Regions from separate parts of the Homo sapiens genome. Here all the other regions are linked to region 2. A link is a loop called in an ENCODE intact Hi-C map of the cell type or tissue named here. Cell type or tissue: OCI-LY7. All regions are shown on one strand. Links, peaks and the distances in the headings refer to the core of each region. The heading gives the core; the rest is flanking DNA. Region 1 overlaps KHK (ketohexokinase). Region 2 has its middle 21 kb from the start of ATRAID. Region 3 overlaps TRIM54 (tripartite motif containing 54).

What was found. Hi-C counts contacts between places; a loop is a spot of excess contacts. Peaks named below come from ENCODE experiments on the same cell type or tissue, not always from the same donor. Only the 100,000 strongest peaks of a DNase experiment are listed, where the experiment ranks them.
Region 1: a loop joins it to region 2, with 11 times the contacts of the local background. A loop is called at or near these places in 89 of 110 quality-filtered maps.
Region 3: a loop joins it to region 2, with 2.8 times the contacts of the local background. A loop is called at or near these places in 3 of 110 quality-filtered maps.

The regions. Positions count from the first base shown.
Region 1 is chr2:27,095,836-27,101,563 of GRCh38, forward strand. It overlaps KHK (ketohexokinase), which reads left to right. Exons shown (of 8, transcript NM_006488.3): 4 at 894-966; 5 at 1,668-1,814; 6 at 3,361-3,449; 7 at 3,585-3,742; 8 at 3,830-4,927. The coding sequence ends at 3,915. It overlaps CGREF1 (cell growth regulator with EF-hand domain 1), which reads right to left. Exons shown (of 6, transcript NM_006569.6): 6 at 4,759-5,728. The coding sequence ends at 5,439. Among named protein-coding and RNA genes, the nearest start is that of KHK, 12 kb to the left of the region's middle. RefSeq lists enhancers at 3,205-4,048, 5,654-5,728. In OCI-LY7, for the core only: CTCF peaks have their summits at 2,944 (motif pointing right), 3,151 and 4,472 (motif pointing right); DNase peaks (open chromatin) are centred at 586 and 2,966; H3K4me3 peaks cover 699 bases.
Region 2 is chr2:27,188,120-27,193,847 of GRCh38, forward strand. No RefSeq gene overlaps it. Among named protein-coding and RNA genes, the nearest start is that of ATRAID, 21 kb to the right of the region's middle. In OCI-LY7, for the core only: a CTCF peak has its summit at 3,599 (motif pointing left); a DNase peak (open chromatin) is centred at 3,602; H3K4me3 peaks cover 560 bases; H3K27ac peaks cover 2,298 bases.
Region 3 is chr2:27,289,477-27,295,204 of GRCh38, forward strand. The region is part of intron 1 of TRIM54 (tripartite motif containing 54); the gene reads left to right. Among named protein-coding and RNA genes, the nearest start is that of TRIM54, 9.9 kb to the left of the region's middle. In OCI-LY7, for the core only: CTCF peaks have their summits at 2,724 and 2,926; DNase peaks (open chromatin) are centred at 1,295, 2,335, 2,695 and 4,065; H3K4me3 peaks cover 1,945 bases; H3K27ac peaks cover 4,096 bases.

The sequences.
Region 1 (5,728 bases), core at 461-5,460, 92 kb before region 2:
CTTCGCATTGGGCAATCCTAGTCAAATGCTTGTTAAGCAACAATCCGTAGTAACCCTGATCAAGGACACAACATAGCTATTTACAGGAGAGGAGCTCTGAGGAGAAATGTTTCTTGCCCACTGGCCTCAGTCCAGGCACATTCACACACATTACCTGCAACTGCAGCAGGCTGCAAGGGGGCTGGGGGTTTCAGCCCCATTTATCAATGTGGAAGTTGCCTCCCAAAGGCCCGGGCAGATCACACAGCTATAGTTAAGTGGAAGGACTCGGCTACAGAACGTGGAGCGGGGACTTTGGCTGAGTTGAGGTCTCTGGCTCAGGAGGGTCAAGGCAGACCTCTATCGGGAGTCCCCTTTCCTAAACCGGCCAAACACAAACTCTTCCTCAAGTGCTACCTTGACCTCAGGGTTGCAACGGGGAGCTATTAAACGCAGGACAGGGGTGCCATAGGTAAACCCCAACGCTGGGGCGCCAGAAGTGAGGGGGACCAGACAGCCCAGGCAGGGGGTCGCGGGCTTTATACTTTCCCAGGGCTCTGCCTGTGGGAGCCGTGTGCTGCTGCAAGGGATTCTGGGAAGTGTAGGCTTGGCGCTCTCAGTGCATTCTGGGAGATGCAGTCTCCAAGGCACACAGACCTTGCCAGTTGACATGTGTTGCAGTTCAGTTTACCGAGATAATTTAATCACAACCTCAAACTCAGGAAAGGGCACCCCAGCAGACTGTAACAGGGACAACCCTGGAGCTGAGCCTGAGAATCCTGTGCTGTGGATCCAGCTTCCTGTCATGCTGCCAGCAGTGCAGGCACAGGGTCCACAGCTGCCAGTTAGAGATCCTGGCTCTGCCTGACCCCATCATGCTCCTTCTTCTCTGTCTTTTCCATCCTGTGACCTAGGAGCCTGCCAGATGTGTCTGCTACAGACTTTGAGAAGGTTGATCTGACCCAGTTCAAGTGGATCCACATTGAGGTAAGCCCTGCCTTACCTGTGTTTCAAGGGGCTCAACCTGCCAGCCTCCTCCACATGTTCTGCCTCCTTGGTTTCTTTGAATCATGAAGTACCTTAGAGATAAATGAACCCAACCCCCTCATTCTCTCTCCATCTTTCCTTATGTCTTCAGGTGAGAAAACTAAGGCCCAGAAAGATTAGATGACTTACTCAAGGTCACACAGCAGAACGTAAGCACAGCTGGCTCCAGGCAAAGTCCTGTGCTTTCTGTGCTACGGGCTGCCCCATTGCCTCCAACTCTGCCTCTGGCGGATGTCTGACTGCTTAGGGCCTGACCCATTACCTCTGGGGAAGCAGGAAGGACAGGGCCTGACTCAGCTCCCAAATAAAGGGAACTAGAGCCTTTACTCCAAGAGAGGTTTTGGAGTCTGGGTGGAAGGAAATCCTGAGAAGTCCTGAGTTCTAGCTCCATCATTTAACCTATGGTAGGTCTTTCACAGTATCTTTTATTCTTTAGTCTTCTCATCTGTGGAATGGAGTAGCTGGTTGATAAGGTCTTCAAAGTCCACGACAGCTCTGAATGTTGTAATTTAGGATGGGGTTCTAGCCCAGCCTCCCCGAGGCCCTCTCCCTCCTCACCCAGAGTTTCAGCGGGGCAGGAAGAATGAGGCAGATTGGCCAGGCAGTGCCCAGCGGTCCTGAGCTGCCCTGTCCTGTACCAGGGCCGGAACGCATCGGAGCAGGTGAAGATGCTGCAGCGGATAGACGCACACAACACCAGGCAGCCTCCAGAGCAGAAGATCCGGGTGTCCGTGGAGGTGGAGAAGCCACGAGAGGAGCTCTTCCAGCTGTTTGGCTACGGAGACGTGGTGGGTGCCCCATTCAGCCTCTCTTTGCCACTTCCAGCTAATTTGGTTCTTAAAGGGAGCCAGAATCCTTTTATCCTGCCTACCACAATTGGAATAGTGGTTCCTGGTTTGGTGGTGTTTGAAGATGGGGGATGGGGGTTAAAGCAAAGAAGTAGACCCCTAGCCTTGGGCTCCAGTGCAGGCCTCAGCAGTGAGCAAGGAGTAGAATGTCTCCACCCCAGGTGGGTGCATAGGTGTAAGAATGCCCAGAGGGCTTGGGTAGGGCTTAAACAGCCACAGGGCAAGCCTGTGTGGAAGCATCTCCTCTCTGGGGCTCCCCAGTCTTTTCCTCTGCAGAATGAGGGCACACAACTGTTCTCTGAGGTTTCTTCCAACTCAGGGGTGTCTGGCAGGTTGTGGGGGCTGCTAGGGTGAGGGAAGGGTGGGAAGGAGACTTGCATGAGTCTCTTTTTGAAAAGGCTGGATGTAAATGGAATTTGGGAAGTAATCCCAGCATCATAGCAGAAGTTGGTTGGAGACCATCCAGCCAAGGTCCTCAACCTTGTGACTTGTCCTCAACCTTGGCTGCATATTAAAAAAGATGAATGCAGGCCAAGTGTAGTGGCTCACACTTGTAATCCCAGAGCTTTGGGAAGCTGAGGTAGGAGGATTGCTTGATGCCAGGAGTCCAAGACCAGCCTGGACAACATAGCAAGACCCCTGTCTCTATGAAAATAAATTAGGCCAAGAGCAGTGACTCATACCTGTAATCCCAGCACCTTGGGAGGCCAATGCAGGAGGATCACTTCAGCCAGTCATTCAAGATTGCAAGACCCTGTCTCTATACAAAAAAAAAAAAAAAAAATTCCTGGCATGGTGGTGTGCACCCATAGTCCCAGCTACTCAGGAGGCTGAGGCAGGAGGATTGCAGTGCCTGAGCCCCACCATCTTGTTTTTGATTGGCAGGGGTAGAGCCAAGGCTTCGGTGTTTTGTTTTTTGTTTTTACCAAAACTTTCTCTGGAGATTCTAAAGTGTAGGTAGTGTTGAGGGAGCCTCTTTGTTTTCCAGATGAAGAAACCATACCTAGAGGACATAGTTGTGGGAAAAACCAGCAAAACTGCTCCAGGGAGCCAGCATGGCGGTGGTAGATTCCACCCCAAGGTGGCGCTCAAGGCTTTCTGTGGGTTTTCAATCCATTGATCAGAGAACAAACGGACCAGGCCTTTTGTTTTACAATTTACAAGGCTGTATTCTATTATATATAAGCATCGATAAAAATATGCTTCTGGCCAGGTGCAGTGACTCACACCTGTAATCCCAGAAATTTTGGGAGGCTGAGGCAGGAAGATCATATGGGGCCAGGAGTTCAAGACCAGCCTCAGGGAGACCATCTTCACAAAAAATAAAGAAAAAAGAAAACCACGTTCCCGTGGGACAGTGAGATGCTACGTTGGGGATCTATGTGGACATGTTGGGGGAGTCGTGTTGTAATGGGGGCAACGCTAGGCTGCTGTTGGTGAATGACGAGTTAGAAGTGACCACCAGCTTCTCTTCCACTGCCCACAGGTGTTTGTCAGCAAAGATGTGGCCAAGCACTTGGGGTTCCAGTCAGCAGAGGAAGCCTTGAGGGGCTTGTATGGTCGTGTGAGGAAAGGGTGAGCCGGGGAAGCCAGGAAGGGGCTTTAGAAGGTACAGGATGAGCCTGGACTCCAGGAGTCCGCCCTGGAGCTGGGAGGATGGCTGGGGGGACGGGGTGGGCTAACACCCAGCTGAGTGGAGCCGTCTTGCAGGGCTGTGCTTGTCTGTGCCTGGGCTGAGGAGGGCGCCGACGCCCTGGGCCCTGATGGCAAATTGCTCCACTCGGATGCTTTCCCGCCACCCCGCGTGGTGGATACACTGGGAGCTGGAGACACCTTCAATGCCTCCGTCATCTTCAGCCTCTCCCAGGGTGAGTATGGCAGCAGGAGGGGAAAAGGACTGGGACCTGTCCCTGCCCCAAACACCTGGCTGACCTAGCTACTTGCCCCTCCTCCAGGGAGGAGCGTGCAGGAAGCACTGAGATTCGGGTGCCAGGTGGCCGGCAAGAAGTGTGGCCTGCAGGGCTTTGATGGCATCGTGTGAGAGCAGGTGCCGGCTCCTCACACACCATGGAGACTACCATTGCGGCTGCATCGCCTTCTCCCCTCCATCCAGCCTGGCGTCCAGGTTGCCCTGTTCAGGGGACAGATGCAAGCTGTGGGGAGGACTCTGCCTGTGTCCTGTGTTCCCCACAGGGAGAGGCTCTGGGGGGATGGCTGGGGGATGCAGAGCCTCAGAGCAAATAAATCTTCCTCAGAGCCAGCTTCTCCTCTCAATGTCTGAACTGCTCTGGCTGGGCATTCCTGAGGCTCTGACTCTTCGATCCTCCCTCTTTGTGTCCATTCCCCAAATTAACCTCTCCGCCCAGGCCCAGAGGAGGGGCTGCCTGGGCTAGAGCAGCGAGAAGTGCCCTGGGCTTGCCACCAGCTCTGCCCTGGCTGGGGAGGACACTCGGTGCCCCACACCCAGTGAACCTGCCAAAGAAACCGTGAGAGCTCTTCGGGGCCCTGCGTTGTGCAGACTCTATTCCCACAGCTCAGAAGCTGGGAGTCCACACCGCTGAGCTGAACTGACAGGCCAGTGGGGGGCAGGGGTGCGCCTCCTCTGCCCTGCCCACCAGCCTGTGATTTGATGGGGTCTTCATTGTCCAGAAATACCTCCTCCCGCTGACTGCCCCAGAGCCTGAAAGTCTCACCCTTGGAGCCCACCTTGGAATTAAGGGCGTGCCTCAGCCACAAATGTGACCCAGGATACAGAGTGTTGCTGTCCTCAGGGAGGTCCGATCTGGAACACATATTGGAATTGGGGCCAACTCCAATATAGGGTGGGTAAGGCCTTATAATGTAAAGAGCATATAATGTAAAGGGCTTTAGAGTGAGACAGACCTGGATTAAAATCTGCCATTTAATTAGCTGCATATCACCTTAGGGTACAGCACTTAACGCAATCTGCCTCAATTTCTTCATCTGTCAAATGGAACCAATTCTGCTTGGCTACAGAATTATTGTGAGGATAAAATCATATATAAAATGCCCAGCATGATGCCTGATGTGTACAAGGCTCTCAAAAAGTTCTAGTGATGATTAATATTACTGGGGATGGGGTCACCTGCCCTGAGCTGCAGGAGAGCATGGGGTGTCTGAACACCAGGTGAGGGGGAACCGGTGAGGGTTTGGGGCCCAGGGATAGACTGAGCTTTCCTCACTGGGTCCTCTGCAGCCGGCCATGGCTAGCACCATGCGCTCTGCTGCCGGAGCACCGTGAGGCCCAGAAACACTGGGCAGGCGGCATCCCTGTCCTTTCGGTCCCCAACCCCGTTCCTCTGAGAGGGTCTGGGCAGGCTGGACGGGTAGAGAGGTGGCCGGGGGGATGAATTCATTCAGTTCTTTATTGGTAATCTGCCCCTTAACTTAGGGTCTCCCTGAGCTGCACAGAAAGACCTGATACCTACTGGGACCAGGCAGGGGGCACAGAGATGGTCCTTGTCCCAGCGTACATTTCCCCTGCCCACTTCAGGGCTTATGTTCTGGCACTGAGACTTCGTGGGGTACCTGTATCTTCAAGATCTAGATCTCATCATTCTCCACTTGAACAATGTGCACCTCAAAGTCATTTTGGGTGTTCTTAGACTCCAGTGTTTCCCCTGGAAGTTCCTTGGCCTCCTCTCCATTCTCCCTGGCCTCTGCCTGGCCCCCAGCTTCCCCTCTGGGCCCGGGGGCATCTCCTTCAGCCTCTGCCTGGCCCCCAGCTTCCCCTCTGGGCCCGGGGGCATCTCCTTCAGCCTCTGCCTGGCCCCCAGCTTCCCCTCTGGGCCCAGGGGCATCTCCTTTAGCCTCTGCCTGGCCCTCAGCTTCCC
Region 2 (5,728 bases), core at 541-5,540:
GAATTAGTCTGATGTTTAATTTTTATATAGTGAAATTTAGAAATCACTTATTTTATGACTTCTGAGCTTTAAGCTGAGAAAGGACTTCCTGGCTGGGTGTAGTAGCTCACACCTATAATCCCAGCACTTTGGGAGGCTGAGGCCACGGGATGGCTTGAGCCCAGGAGTTTGAGCCCAGAAGTTTGAGGCAGAGGTTGCAGTGAGCAGAGATCGCGTCATTGCACACCAGCCCGGGCAACAGTGTGAGACTCTGTCTCAAAAAAAAAAAAAAAAAAAAGACACAAGATTTAAATTTAAGGACAAAATGGAATAAAACAGGGCCGGGGGTGGTGGCTCATGCCTGTAATCCTAGCATTTTGGGAGGCCGAGGTGGGCAGATCACAAGGTCAAGAGTTTGAGACCAGCCAGACCAACATGGAGAAACCCCGTCTCTACTAAAAGTACAAAACTAGCCGGGCATGGTGGCGCATGCCTGTAATCCCAGTTACTCGGGAGGCTGAGGCAGGAGAGTCTCTTGAACCTGGGAGGTGGAGGTTGCAGTGAGCCGAGATCGTGCCATTGCACTCCAGCCTGAGCAACAAGAGAGAAAATTCCGTCTCAAAAAAAAAAGAAGTTAGAAAAACATACCAAGTAAACAACTAACCAAAGAGAAACATATTATGTTGATATTCAAAAATAAATCTTATCATCCCCTTTTCCTTTCTACCATAGAATAGAATTGAAAGTTCAGAAAGCAGCCTTTTTGTGTGTGGTCTACTGATTTTCAGTGAGGGTGCCAAGACAATTGAATGGGGAAAAATGGTCCCTTCAACAAATTGTTTTGGGACTACTGGATACATGCTTGCCAAAAAATGAAGTTAGGTGACTACCTCACACCATATACCAAAATTAATTCAAAACAGACTACAGGCGAGGGGATCGCTTGAATCCAGAAGTTTGAGACCAGCCTAGGCAACATGGTGAACTCCTATCTCCACAAAAAATTTAAAAATTAGCCAGGCATGGTGGCTTGCATCTGTGGTCCCCACTACTCAGGAAGCTGAGGTGGGAAGATCACCTGAGCCCAGGAGGTTGAGGCTGCAGTGAGCCATGATCACATCACTGTACCCCAGCCTGAGCAACAGAGTGAAACCCTGTCAAAAAAAAAAAAAAAGGGCCAGGCCTGGTGGCTCATGCCTGTAATCCTAGCACTTTGGGAGGCTGAGGTGGGAGGATCACGAGTTCAGGAGATTGAGACCAGCCTGACCAACATGGTGAAACCCCGTCTCTACTAAAAATACAAAAATTAGCCAGGCATGGTGGCACACGCCTGTAATCCCAGCTACTTGGGAGGCTGAGGCAGGAGAATCGCTTGAATCCGTGAGGTGGAGGTTGCAGTGAGCTGAGATCACGCCACTGCACTCCAGCCTGGGCGACAGAGTGAGACTCCATCTCGAAAAAAAAAAGAAAAAAAAACAGTAAGGGAAATTGTGTGCCCAGGGAGAGAAGGTATATGCGAACTCCCTGTACTCTCCTATCAATTAAAAAAACAAAAACAAAAACAAAAAAAAACTAAAACTGCTCTAAAAATAAGAATAAAATACAAGAAAGAAAACCCCTACAATGAGAACCACTTCATACCTACTAAGATAAAAAAAAAAGATGGACACTAACAAGAGTTGACAAGAATTTGGAGAAATAGAAACTTTGTTTGTTTGTTTGTTTGTTTGTTTTTTGAGACAGTCTCGCTTTGTCGCCCAGGCTGGAGCGAGTGGCGCGATCTCCGCTCACTGCAAGCTCCGCCTCCCAGGTTCAGGCCATTCTCCTGCCTCAGCCTCCCGAGTAGCTGGGACTACAAGCGCCCACCACAACGCCCGGCTAATTGTTTGTATTTTTAGTAGAGGCAGGGTTTCACTGTGTTAGCAAGGATGGTCTCATCTCCCGACCTCGTGATCCGCCCACCTTGGCCTCCCAAAGGAAATAGGAACTCTTATAAGTTTGCTGCTGGGAATGTAAAGTTTGCAGTCACTCTGGAAAACAGTCTGCTAATTCCTCAAAAGGCTAAACGTAATTACCACATGACCCAGCAATTCCGCTCCTAGGTATATAACTAAGAGAAATGAAAACGTATCCACACAAAAACCTGTACATGAATGTTCATTGCAGCATTATTCATAATAGCCAAAAATGGAAACAACCCAAATGTCCATGAACTGATGAATGGATAAACAAAATGTAGTACACATCCATGCAATGGAAAATTATCAGCCGGGTGCAGTGGCTCACGCCTGTAATCCCAACACTTTGGGAGGCCAAGGTGGGTGGATCATGAGGTCAAGAGATTGAGACCATCCTGGCCAACATGGTGAAACCCTGTCCCTACTAAAAATACAAAAATTAGCCAGGCGTGGTGGCGCACGCCTGTAGTCCCAGCTACTCGGGAGGCTGAGGCAGGAGAATCACTTGAACTCAGGAAGCAGAGGTTGCAGTGAGCTGAGATTACGCCACTGCACTCCAGCCTGGGTGACAGTGAGACTCCATCTCAAAAAAAAAAAAACACAAAACAAAGAAAATTATCAAAATATAGTACACCTTTTTTTTTTTTTGAGACGGAGTCTCACTCTTGTCGCCCAGGATGGAGTGCAGTGGCGCACTCTCGGCTCACTGCAACCTCTGCCTCCCAGGTTCAAGTGATTCTCCTGCCCCAGCTTCCCGAGTAGCTGGGATTACAGGTGCCCACCACCACCCCTGGCTAATTTTTTGTATTTTTAGTAGAGACAGGGTTTCACCATGTTGGTCAGGCTGGTCTTGAACTCCTGACCTCAGGTGATCCACCCGCCTCGGCCTCCCAAAGTGCTGGGATTACAGGCGTGAGCCACCACACCTGGCCCAAAATGTAGTACATCTACAATGTAAAGGAATGAAGTCCTGATGTATGCTACAACATGGATAAACCTTGAAAACATTACGGTAAGTGAAGAAGTCAGGCACAAAAGGCCACATATGTTATGATTCCATTTACATAAAGTGTTCAGAATAGAAATCCCTAGCATCAGAAAGTCCCACACCCGCAGTGTCACTGGAGACCACGTAGGAAGCACTCCTCCCCAGCCACGGTGTGTCAGCAGAGGCTAGTGGGGAGCCTGAACTTAACACCCCTGCCCAAATGTAATGAGGTGCTCCTCCCAGGGTGTTAATGGGGGCTCTGTGGGGAACCTGGCCTTCTGCTCCCACCTGATAACAACAAGGTGATTAGAATACCTGTACAATCAGCAAACACAGATTTGAGAAAAAAACACAACTGATTCTTGGCAACCCAGTGGGAGAGTCACGTGTGTGCGATTGCTTCAGAGTAGCCACTAGCTGTGGGATTTCAGTGGGCTTTGCCCACTGGTCAGTATGTTTTGCAGAGTAAATGGAAAGCTTCTTTCAATCTGTCGAGGTGATTAAACCAGGTTGGTTAGGATCACTACTGCATTTCTACATGCAAATAATGCAAGTTAATTGAACCTTAATAATCTGAGCCTGCTTGCCATTTTGAAATAACAGTGCCTATGCAAAGACTGAGAGGGGAGCTCACTATAAGCACCATCCATACTTTGGATATTGGGGACCCCTTGTGGACAATTCAGACAGAGCGAGGGCTCTCTGAGATTGCCTGTCAAAAGCAAGTAACCAAAATTCACACATGAAAAACTGAATGGAAAGCCACACAGATGTGGCACTCACGTCGTTCAGGAAAAGCAGTTTCTCTGCTGTTGTCATGTGAGACAATCAAATTAGTCTATAAGTTTAATACAATCCTAATAAAATCTTAATAGGGTTTTAAAATTGGAATTGGAGAATTCTGATTCTCTTTTGGAAGAGAAATGTTCAATAACAGCCAAAAAAAAAAAATCTTTAAAAAGATTATGAGTAGGAATTTTCCCTGCCATATATGAAAATGTAGATCTAAATATACAGAAAGTTTATAAATATAAATCGATTTTGCAATATAAATGTAGCTTATGATAGTGGTGGCATTTAAGGTCTCGAAGGAAGAGTGGTTTTTTCAATAAATTGTATGAAATAATTGGCTATCCACTGAAGGAAAAAATAACATTAGATTGAATCTTCTACCCCATCACATCAAACACAGGTGGTAAAACGATTAAACATTTAGAGAAAAAAGTTGAAATATTAAATATTTAAACTATATTTTATTAATATTGGGGTAGTAAATGCCTTCCTCAACAAAATACAAAACCCAGGAGCTGGGTCGGGAGCGGTGGCTGGGCCAGGGACGGTGGCTTATGCCTGTAATCCCAGCACTTTGGGAGGCCGAGGTGGGTGGATCACGAGGTCAGGAGATGGAGACCTCCTGACCAACATGGTGAAACCCCGTCTCTACTAAAAATACAAAAAAAATTAGCCGAGCATGGTGGCGGGCGCCTGCAGTCTCAGCTACTCGGGAGGCTGAGGCAGGAGAATGGCGTGAACTCGGGAGGCGGAGCTTGCAGTGAGCCAAGATCGCGCCACTGCACTCCAGCCTGGGCGACAGAGTGAGACTCCGTCTCAAAAAAAAAAAAAAAAAAAAAAAAAAATTAGCCAGGCATGGTGGTGTGCGCCTGTAATCCCAGCTACTCCAGAGGTTGAGGCAGGAGAATCACTTGATCCCGGGAGGCAGAGGTTGCAGTGAGCCGAGATCGCTCCACTGCACTCCAGCCTGGGCAATAGAGCAAGACTCCATCTCAAAAACAAACAAACAATGGGAGCTATAAAAGACTGAGAGATTTGCGTTCATAAAATTTAAAACTTGAGTTAAAAGAAATACTAAAATAATCAAATTTAAAGGAAAAGGGAGTGAGGGGAAAAAACTGTTGACGAAATTACTATTCAGAACATATACAGAGTTCTGACAATGTTTTAAATTGACAAAGGATGTGACCAGGAAGTTGACAGAAAAATCTAAATCAAAAAAGAAGAAAAAGGAGGAGGAGAAAAGAAAGAGAAAAAAAGAGAAAGGTGCTCAAACTCAATACTAATCAAACAAAGCAAATTAAATGAGATTTTCTTTTTTGCCCATCAGATTATTGAACATTTAAGATAGCCCATCTAAAGCCACAGTTTTTGCTATGTGATGCTCTAGCTGCAGTACATTTTTAAAGGATTTATAATTTCCAGTGTGATTTTCTCTTTAATGCAGATGTTATTTAGGAGTATTTTTAAATTTCCTGATGTATAGGGCTTTAAGAAATACTTTGGCCGGGTGCAATGACTCACACCTGTAATCCTAGCACTTTGGGAGGCCAAGGTGGGCAGATTGTTTGAGCCTAGGAGTCTGAGACCAGCCCGGGCAATATGGTAAGATAAGACCTGCATCTCTGCAAAGAAAATTCAAAAGTATTAGCCAAGAGTGGTGGTGTGCACCTGTAGTCCCAGGTACTCAGGAGGCTGAGGTAGGAGGACCACTGGAGCCCAGGAGGTTAAGGCTGCAGTGAGCCATGATTGCACCATTGCACTCCAGTCTGGGTGACACAATGAGACCCTGTCTCAAGAAAAAGGAAGGAAAGAAGGAAGGAAGGAAGGAAGGAAGGAAGGAAGGAAGGAAGGAAGGAAGGGAGGGAGGGATTGATTTTAGTATTAGTAATACTGGAATTGTTCTTGTATTACTAATACTAAAATATTATCCTTTATAAATTGTATAAAAAGGCATAGAAATTCTGTGATAGCCATGTCTAAATCAAAAAGAATTTAAAAAAAAAAAGCA
Region 3 (5,728 bases), core at 311-5,310, 100 kb after region 2:
TGGCTAATTTTGTATTTTTAGTAGAGACAGGGTTTCTCCATGTTGGTCAGGCTGGTCTCAAAACTCCTGACCTCTGGTGATCTGCCCGCCTCGGCCTCCCAGAGTGCTGGGATTACAGGCATGAGCCACTGCACATGGCCAGATTTTACTCTTTTTATGTGTAAAGGATAGATAAGCATGCGGTACATAAACAGATACATCTATGATATTAATATTTAATGAGGGGGATGGGAGCTATTGGGGGAAATGTCTAAAAAGGATCCTGAGCAGTGGCACACACCTGCAGTCTCAGGTACTCAGGAGGCTGAAGCAGGAGGATCGCTTGAGCCTAGGAGTTTGAGGCCAGCCTGAGCAACATAGTGAGACACTATCTCTCTCTTTCTCTTTTTTTTTTTTTTTTTTTTTTTTTTTTTGAGACAGAGTCTCGCTCAGTAGCCCAGGCTGGAGTGCGGTGGCTTGATTTCGGCTCACTGCAACCTCCACCTCCCAGGTTCAAGTGATTCTCATGCCTCAGCTTCCCGAGTAGCTGGGATTACAGGTGCAAGCTACCATGCCTGGCTAATTTTTGTATTTTTAGTAGAGACAGGGTCTCATCATGTTGGCCAGGCTGGTCTCAAACTCCTGACCTCAAGTGATCCACCCACCTCGGCCTTCCAAAGTTCTAGAATTACAGGTGTGAGCCACCGTGCTATCTTTTTAAGAGACACTATCTCTTAAAAAAAATTTTTTTAATTAAAAAGTCTCCCAGAGGGGACAATAATGAAGAAAGCTTTGGAAACACTGGAATATAATCACCAAAATATTTAAAGCACATTTGATGGAGTAATACATGTGCTTCTTAACTAACACATTAAAGAATGAGGTCTAGCAGTGAGTCTGAACTGCTGTAATTTAGAAGTAGTGATAAGCAGCCGGGCCCAGTGGCTCATGCCTGTAATCCCAGCACTATGGGAGGGAGAGGCGGGCAGATCACGAGGTCAGGAGATGGAGACCATCCTGGCTAACACGGTGAAACCCCGTCTCTACTAAAAATCAAAAAATTAGCCGGGCATGGTGGCGGGCGCCTAGCTGAGGCAAGAGAATCGCTTGAACCCAGGAGGTAGAAGTTGCAGTGAGCCGAGATTGTGCCACTGCATCCTAGCCTGGGTGACAGAGCAAGACTCCATCTAAAAATAAATAAATAAATAAAGAAGTAATGATAAGCATACATTATTTTTTGAAATTTTAGCAACAACTGTAATGCGATATGAAAACAGCTGTGATTTCCGTTGGTGACAAAGTCACGGGCTGCTAAAACTGCTGTGGTTTTGTGCTGCTTCCCCTATATTGTGCTCCATTAAATGCTTCTGTTAAAAACCAGAGATGTTACCTATAAGGGGCAACAATTTGACCCATATAGCCAGTATAGAAGACTTTCTCAAAGTAGCCACTCAACATTTGCAAAAGGTTTGGAACACAAGTCAGACAAATTTTGGTAGAGAAAGTCAGGAAATGGTTAGCAAATTTCATTCTTATTTCACCTTCCTGATTTTTGCCATAGCTGTGTACTACCTGTACTATAATTTAATAGTTCTATTTTAAAACACTCACTTTTAGGCTAGGTGCACTGGCTCACACCTATAATCCCAGAACTTTGGGAGGCCAAGGTAGGCAGATCACTTGAGTTCAGGAGTTTGAGAGCAGCCTGGCCAACATGGTGAAACCCTGTCTCTACTAAAATATAAAGAAATTAGCTGGGCATGGTGGTGAACGCCTATAGTCCCAGCTACTCAGGAGGCTGAGGCTGGAGAATCACTTGAGCCCGGGAAGCAGAGGTTGCAGTGAGCCGAGATCGTGCCACTGCATTCTAGCCTGGGCTACAGGAGTGAAACCCTGTCGCAAAACAAAAACAAACAAACAAAAAATGACTTTTAAACCTTAAATATTTACTTTATCCTTATTCTATACAATGTAATCCATGAAAAATTGTCAGTTTTTTGTGGACTGTTTTTTTCCTAATATGCATTAGAATTAACACATAAAAAATCTTGAACATCCATCCCCATACCACCTCCAATCTTCATGCTTGTCATCAGTATTATACCATATTTTGGGAAACACAATGAGGGCGTCTAAGCAATATGAGCCAGAGGCCCTGGAAAGTCTGAAGGATAAATTTTACTATTTTATTACAAGTCAAATGTAGTCTTAATGCCAAAAAGCACATGTATGTAAATATTGGCCAGAAAGACTAGCAAAGGAAGTGGGGTTAGGATTTGGCTGGGGGCTAGCATTGCTGAAGCAATCACAGAAGGGAAGGGCTGCCCTGGAGATTAAGATGAAAGCCAGCCAGGCCCGACGGAGATATGGCAGGAGAAATTGGACTTGTGAATCAGGAGGGGACTCTGGGACTGGGGGATGAAAGCTACACGCAAAATACGGGACTGTGGTGTCAGCAGCAGGGAGCAGCACCAGCCCTGAGCAAGACGGTGGGAAAGCAGAGGTGCAGCCTCTCCCCACCGCCCTGCACCCTGAGCTCACACACTCCCGATTTCTCTCTCCCAAGACAGGAACTTTTCAAAGGACTTGGGTTGGACTGCCTGAGTACTGATGCCTCTTAGCCTTCTGGGCTCCAGAATAAATGCAATGACTAACCAATGCGATGAGCTGCTAAAGAAATTGCTTTGGCAGGTGGGAGGGTGTTGAAGAGGTGGTGTTAGTGTGCCTCCCTCAGGTCAAGTCCTGAAGTCAGTTCTGGCTGTGGGGAGTTTGAAGGAAGACATTGGCCAAGATAGCCCAAGTCCTGATTACTTTTTTCTTTCTAAAAATTGTAAGCTTGGCATGGGGTCTCACCCCTGAAATTCCAGCACTTTGGGAGGCTGAGGTAGGAGGATCGCTTGAGGCCAGGAGTTTGACATCAGCCTGGGCAACTAGCAAGACCCTATCTCTGCAGAAACTTTTTTTAAAAATTAGCTGGGCATGGTGGCACACCTGCAGTCCCAGCCACTTGGGAGGCTGAGGTGAGAGGATCCCTCGATCCCAGGAAGTTGAGACGACAGAGAGAGAGATCTTGTCTCAAAAAATTTTTTTTAATTTTTGTAAAATGCACATAACATGAAATGTACCACCTTAACCTTTTAAATGTACAGTTCAATGGCATTACATACATTTACATTGTTGTGAAACTGTCACCACTATCCATCCCCAGAACTTTATCACCACCCCAAACTGAAACCCCACACCCCTTAAACAATACCTCCCTACTCCCCCTCCTTCCAGCAACTGGCAACCACCATCCATCCTATGCCAGGTACCTCATTTAAGAGGAATCATACAATATTTGTCCTTTTGTGTCTGGCTTATTTTGCTTAGCATAATGTCTTCAAGGTTTATCCATGTTACAGACTGCAGACCTGGTTACTTTTAGCTGATAATTTCTATTGCAATCTATGTGACTTTTATCAGCATCATCCATTCTCCTGTCAAATGTGGATTTTTTTTCTGTGTTGATATTTACTTGATTTCTTTCCTTAATTCTGCCAGCTCTCTTTTCTTCTCCAGTTTTGATCACTTATATCTCTTTGTTTTTGTTATTTCTTTTAAAATGGTATATCGAAATGGTATTGATTCTTGGAGTATCTGTCCCTTGTTTGTCAAGCTTTCTTTTTTCTTTTCTTTTTGTATTATCTGGTTTGCATCTTTTGTTGGATTCTGTCTGCTTATCACTCCCCTTTTATCAGGGTACTTTTATCTGGAGCTGAAGGTGAATTCCTGACTCAACCCACTGTGTTTATCTTGGCTTTCTTTCACTGTCCTCTTAAATATAAGCTGCCTGGTTGGATGTTGTCATTGGTTTTGCAATCTCTCTTTAGTTCTGTGCCTTCTTTGGTGAATAGAGGGGTATGACCTGAATTAATAGGTAGTTGAGTGTCTCAATTTGGTTGTGTTGTCTTGGAGTATTTTTCACGCAGAATCCGGTGATTTATCTACCATAGAGGCCCACACAGGTCCATGGGAGGAGGTCTCCCCTGAGATTTGAGCTATTTCCTCTCCATTTCACAGACAAACAGGTCATTCTGGTTGAAAGCAGGGCCCTTATAGAGCTCCATGGCACACAGGGTTTTAATTTGATGAGTCATCTTTTGTTGATCTTTGCTTAAATAGCTTTAGTCCACAGTTGCATAGTTGATTTTCAGGCTGTAGTTTCTTTCCTCTGTGAAGGTTTGAGGTTTGTTCCTTCATTACCCTTTTACTTTTTTTACTTAAAAAACAAAAACAAAAAACGGCCAGGTGAGGTGGCTCACACCTGTAATCCCAGCACTTTGGGAGGCCGAGGTGGGTGGATCACCTGAGGTCAGGAGTTCAAGACCAGCCTGGCCAACATGGGGAAACCCCATCTCTACTAAAAATGCAAAAAATTAGCCGGGCATGGTGGCACGTGCCTGTACTCCCAGCTACTCAGGAGGCTGAGGCAGGAGAATCGCTTGAACCCGGGAGGTGGAGGTGGCAGTGAGCCAAGATCCTGCCACTGCACTCCAGCCCGACGACAGAGTGAGACTCTGTCTCAAAAACAACAACAACAATAATAACAACAACAACAACAGTAAAAGAAACTGCCTCTGCCTGAGACTCAGAGAAATGAATATTAGCTCTAAGGGTTTTTTTGTTTTGTTTTTTGTTTGTTTTGTTTTTGAGACAGGTCTCCCTCTGTCACCCATGCTGTAGTGCAGTGGCATGATCACAGCTCACTGCAGCCTTGACTTCCTGGGCTCAAGTGATCCTCCCACCTCAGCCTCCCAAATACCTGGGACTAAAGGCATGAGCCATCTTGCTTTTTCTTCTTTTTGTAGAGACGTGGTTTCACTGTACTGCCCAGGCTGGTCTTGAACTCCTGCACTCAAGCCATCCTGCTGCCTTGACCTCCCAAAGTGTTGGGATTACAGTCATGAGCCACCGTGCACAGCCTGGCCTAAGTTTTATTGTGTCTGACAATGGAACACAATGATTATTAGGACAGGCTCTGGAGTCAGAGTGCCTAAGTTCCAGTACTGGCTTTGCCACCTATTAGCTCATGACCGTGTACAATTTATTTAATTTCACTGAGACACAATTTCCTCATCCTTGAAATGGGGCTAAGACTATTACCTACTTCAGGGCCAGGCATGGTGGCTCACGCCTGTAATCCCAGCACTTTGGGAGGCTGAGGTGGGCGGATCATGAGGTCAGGAGATTGAGACCATCTGGCCAACATGGTGAAACCCTGTCTCTACTAAAATACAAAAAAATTAGCCGGACATAGTGGCAGGCGCCTGTAGTCCCAGCTGCTTGGGAGGCTGAGGCAGGGGAATCGCTTGAACCCAGGAGATGGAGGTTGCAGTGAGCTGAGATTGCACCACTGCACTCCGGCCTGGGCGACAGAGCAAGACTCCATCTCAAAAAAAAAAAAAAAAAAAAAGAGTATTACCTACTTCAGGGTTGATATGAGGATTAAGTGAATTAATACAAATGAAAGACTTAGAGCAAATCCTGGCTCAGTAGATGTTAGCCATTATTATTCTATTTCTTGTAGACTAAGTTAGGAGTGATTGTTCACCTCCTCGACCATCTTTTTTTGTTTGTTTGTTTTTTGAGACAGAGTCCTGCTCTGTCGCCCAGGTTGGAGTGCAATGGCGCAATCTCGGCTCATTGCAACCTCGGCCTCCTGGGTTCGACTCCAGGGTTTGAGTGATTCTTGTGCCTCAGCCTCCCG